Regions from separate parts of the Homo sapiens genome. Here region 2 is linked to region 1. A link is a loop called in an ENCODE intact Hi-C map of the cell type or tissue named here. Cell type or tissue: Caco-2. All regions are shown on one strand. Region 1 overlaps RALGPS2 (Ral GEF with PH domain and SH3 binding motif 2). Region 2 has its middle 63 kb from the start of MIR4424.

What was found. Peaks named below come from ENCODE experiments on the same cell type or tissue, not always from the same donor. Only the 100,000 strongest peaks of a DNase experiment are listed, where the experiment ranks them.
Region 2: a loop joins it to region 1, with 4 times the contacts of the local background. A loop is called at or near these places in 3 of 110 quality-filtered maps.

The regions. Positions count from the first base shown.
Region 1 is chr1:178,752,442-178,754,941 of GRCh38, forward strand. The region is part of intron 1 of RALGPS2 (Ral GEF with PH domain and SH3 binding motif 2); the gene reads left to right. Among named protein-coding and RNA genes, the nearest start is that of RALGPS2-AS1, 27 kb to the left of the region's middle. In Caco-2, CTCF peaks have their summits at 1,143 (motif pointing left) and 1,398; no DNase peak of the experiment used is centred here.
Region 2 is chr1:178,613,149-178,615,648 of GRCh38, forward strand. No RefSeq gene overlaps it. Among named protein-coding and RNA genes, the nearest start is that of MIR4424, 63 kb to the right of the region's middle. In Caco-2, no CTCF peak of the experiment used is centred here; a DNase peak (open chromatin) is centred at 1,423.

The DNA.
Region 1 (2,500 bases):
TGTGAGCCATGTTGCCTGGCCATAGTAGCTTTTGTTGCCAGCACTATCTTCCTGCAGCTACTCCTACTGCTGGTGATCAAAGAGAAGCAAAAAGCAATAGCTGTAGAAGGAAGAATTTAGAGTAAATTAAAGAGTAAAATGTAACATTTCGTGATGGCTTAAATTCATGGTGCATATGAGTCAGCTTTACAGTTTATATAGTAATGTGAATAAGTATAAATTATTTCAATCTTCTTAGAATCATTAAAGGTCTGAAGGAGTTAAAAAATAGTTATACTTTAATGTTTTATATGCCATAGTAATATTCTCCAATTTGGAAATCTTTCAAGTTGCCTTGGAAAAAATACTTAATAAACTGATACCAAGGGTCTGTTGTAGGGGAAGTCATTGCTTAGGTATCCATTTGTTGAGACTTCTGAATTCAGTATGGTCTTTCTCTCTCTCTTTTTCTGTTTATGTATGTATCCTGAATGGAATTTGTAAGATACAATTTAATAGTTCATTAATATGGACTCTGCCTTTTCATTGTGTACAGTCCAGGCTTTTCTGTTATTGTGACAAACATTGCCCTTTATTTCTTCAGACTCAGTTCCTGATGCTTCCCACCTCTGTTTACATTTGCCCTCTGTACTGTACTTGAACTACTGGTAGTCCACTGAATACGAGGCACTGAATGTGCCATACTGGTTATGTGGACTTGGCAAGATCACATGACCTTGGCATTGGATTGATGTTGTCTTATGTAAAATCAGGATTGGAACAAAGCAGTGGGTTAGCAAATTTGTCCTTTTTTTTCCTGCCTTCGTATTCTTTCATTCTTACACATTTGAAAGATACAACACTTTCTCATCACTTTACAATGAATTCCTACAGCCATGATTCTCTATGGTATTTGGGGGTGGGACATGGGCCCTGAGACAAGTCAAATATTAAAATTAGAGAAGACCTGGGGGTTTGAAATGCACCCTAAGTTGAGATCTCTAAAATATCTTCCATCTCCTAAATAATATTCATCTGTATTATTAGCATGAGGCAAAAATTTATGGATATATGAGCTTAGGTCCAAAAAGCTGTTCCTCGGCTCATTTTGTCTCAAGTCCAGATTGATGCTAAACAAGTGATCACTAACGCCATCTGTTGGTGGTAACAGTTGTACTTTTTCTTTTAAAATTTATGTTGTAGCGTAATGTTCACCGTAATACTCAAACAAAAATGTTTGAGACCAAGCGTCTCTGTCTTATTATGGAATCGAGTTAGAGATACTTATGTACCAAGTGCTTTAAGCAGGAAGAAAAAACCGTAAAACACTTCAGTTATAACAGTACCTGCATTAGAGTTGTACTGTCTATTGGATGTGTAGCTTTGTTGGTTTCTATGAAAATTTGCAGGTTGAAGGTTTTTTTTTTTTGAGATGGAGTCTCACTCTGTCGCCCAGGCTGGAGTGTGATGGCGCAATCTTGACTCAGTGCAAGCTCCACCTCCTGGGTTCACGCCATTCTCCTGCCTCAGCCTCCCGAGTAGTTGGGACTACAGGCGCCCGCCACCACGCCCGGCTAATTTTTAATAGAGACGGGGTTTCACTGTGTTAGCCAGTATGGTCTTGATATCCTGACCTCGTGATCCGCCCGCCTCGGCCTCCCAAAGTGCTGGGATTACAGGTGTGAGCCACCGTGCCCCAGCCTGCAGGTTGAAGGTTTTTAAGTTGAGGAGCTTCTGTATAATTTGGGAGAATTTACAGTGTATTAGGGTTCTCCAGAGAAACAGAATGAATAGGATGTGTATATATATTTTATTATATATATAATCCTTATATAATTACATACACTATATAATTTCTTATATAGTATATATTACAAGGAATTGGCTCACATGATCCTAGAAGCTGAGAAGTCCCAAGATATGCCATTGGTAAGCTGGATACCCAAAACAGTTAATATGTAATTCCTGACTGAGTGTGAAGGCCTGAAAAGCAGGAGAGCCGGTGGTATAAGTTCTAGTCCAAAAGCCAGCAGGTTCTAGACCTGAGAAGAGTTTTGTTGTTTCAGTCTTGAGTCCAAAGGGAGGAAAACACCAATGTTCAGTTAAAGCACTCAGGCAGGCAGAGTTCCCTCTTACAGCCTTTTTGTTCTATTCATACCCTCAACAGATGAGGTCTGCCACATTGGGTGGGCAATCTGCCTTACTCAGTCTACTAATCCAGGTTTTTATCTCATCCAGAAATACCCTCAAAGACACACCCAGAATAGTGTTTGACCAAATGTCTGGGCATCCTGTGGTTCAGTCAAGTTGACATATAAAATTATTTAAAATAGAGAACTCCTATATACCTTCTACTAAATTTACCAGTTTTTGTTTGTTTGTTTGTTTGATTGTTTTGAGACGAAGTCTCACTCTGTTGCCCAGGCTGGAGTGCAGTGGTGCAATCTCAGTTCACTGCAACTTCTGCCTCCCATATTCAAGTGATTATCCTGCCTCAGCCTCCCGAGTAGCTGGAACTACA
Region 2 (2,500 bases), 140 kb before region 1:
CAGGAGAATAGCTTAAACCTGGGAGGTGGTGGTTGCAGTGAGCCGAGATTGCGCCATTGCTCTCCAGCCTGGGCGACAAGAGCAAGACTTCGTCTCAAAAAACAAACAAAACAAAACAACAACAAAAAATGGAAAAAAGAAACATTATTTAAATAAAATTGTAGAGAAAACTCAAGAAGAATTATAGCCATATATATATATCCTACTTAGAGTGGATTGTTGAGAAATTTTCTAGTGTTGTGCCCTTTTATTTGTGGTTTTTGGTTTTGTGGAGGTTTTATTGTTGTTGTTGCTGTGGATTGAACTGAAGGGAATTCTCCCCTAACCTCAGAGAAGGCAGCAAGCTTCAGTGTTTTTATGTCCCTGGCTCCCAAGGGACACATTTGGCTCCCAAGGGACAGTGCTCCAAATCTTGGGAGCACTGGTTCCAGGCAGGAGAAGGCTGAGGGTGGAGGTGGGATCAGGGCCATGAGGCATTTAGAGTTGGGGAGAGACAGTGCCCAGGAGCTGATAGGACCTTGACTGGCGGATGGCTGTGTGGATGTTGTTGAAGCTGGACCTCCAACTCCTCGGCTCAGGAACAGCTGTCTGCTCTAGTGAGGAGGAAGTATAGCTGCAGGGCTCCCAGCCATCAGAGGTCCATGCAGGCTTGCGTGAGAGCATCTTCTCCAGTGACCAAATGGATTAATGACAGAGGCTTTTCTCCCCATCCTCCTAGACTGAGTAAGCCCTGGAAGCCTGGGACAACTCAAGAGAGGGGTGATGGAGAGGGAGGACCCCTCCCCAGATGATTGCTCCTGGGCTCAGAGAATACTGGAGATGAATTTGATGATCCAGAAAAACAAAGTAATATTTCTTGCCCCTCAAGTGCCGTGAAACACTATACCGATTATGCACATCATACATTTCAATAAATCCAGATGACCAAAAAAGTATTAACCGCAAACTATTTTGAAAACCAAGCTATTCTTTGTCTCAGTGGTAGAGGAAAGATAAATATCTGGATATCAAAATAACAAAAATAAAAACAGAGGAAATTAGACAAATGGGGTCATGGAAAAACACACAGGCTGACCAGCACTTACAGAAATGTAATCACATATTGTAGCCAGGTTGTGCCCAAACAGCTTGGATTCATTCTAACTCAGGACTGAATATAATAAATCCTGAAGAGCCCGTTAGCCAAATGTCTTCATTACAGTGGTATAAGCCCAGTAGTTTAATCTGCGTTTTTCATCAAGTGTGACGTAAAAATTTATGCGGAGTCTGAGTTAACAAAGGACTTATTCAGTTTATGCAGTGTCTTACCAGAGATGGCTTCCTGAAGCCATGCCAGAGAGGGGTCTGGCCTCTCTGATACTTCTGAACCGGCCATTCATGCTCTCTTAGGCCACAAGATGGCTGTCCTTGCAATCTCTAGCTATGAGGCAAGGCCTAACTAGCAGTTCCAGACGGGGCCCGACACATCACCTGGGTCTCCACAGCATTATGATATAAATCCAATGGCTGGCGAAGGGTCCAAGGCTAAATGGGACCCATCTGCCACCACAGTGTGGCCACTGAGATTTGGAGAAGAAAAACAGGTGTATCTTATAACTAGGGGTTCCTCAGGGACTATTCACCTGCCTAACACTATGTTTGTGAAACTAATCACCAGTGTGTGTCTCTTTAGTGGGCTTGGATTAGCTAATAATTCTAACTGAACTGAATCATAATTCATGAGATAATTTTGAGTTCCTCAGATTTACTTCCACTAAAATTCAGAATGAAACTGGGACATTATGGATTTCTGACAAAAGGAAAGTAGGTATCAATTCCTCCTACATCCTTGACTCAGGTTTGAGTCACATGGATTCTCATTCAACACTGTCATTCTTTTTTTGTTTGTTTGTTTGGGGGTTTTTTCTTTTACTTTTTTTTTTTTTTTTTTTTTTTTTTTTTTGAGACGAGTGTCGCTCTGTCACCCAGGCTGGAGTGCAAGTGGCGCACCCTCGGCTCACTGCACTCCCGGGTTCAAGCCATTCTCCTGCCTCAGCCTCCCAAGTAGCTGGGATTACAGGTGCCTGCCACCATGCCCAGCTAATTTTTTTTTTTTTTGTATTTTTAGTAGAGACAGGGTTTCACCAAGTTGGCCAGGCTGCTTTTGAACTCCTGACCTCAGCTGATCTGCCCGCCTTGGCCTCCCAAAGTGCTGGGATTATAGGCGTGAGCCACTGTACCCGGCCAACACTGTCATTCTTAAAAGTAAACTAAGGTGGCATTCACTTAATTGAATTTCTGATCACATGGTTCACTATGGTAAAAACTTGATCATTCCTGCTCAAGCCAATTGAGTCAACCATTCTAAACCTAAATATATAATAAATATGTAATTGATTATACTTGTAGTTTGAACAAATTCAGCATTATCATTAGGCCACTAATGGCAGTAAGTATGCTTGTTATTGATATCTTCCAAGTTTTCACCATTTTGTTTTCCCTTGCCACAAAAGGTTCTCCT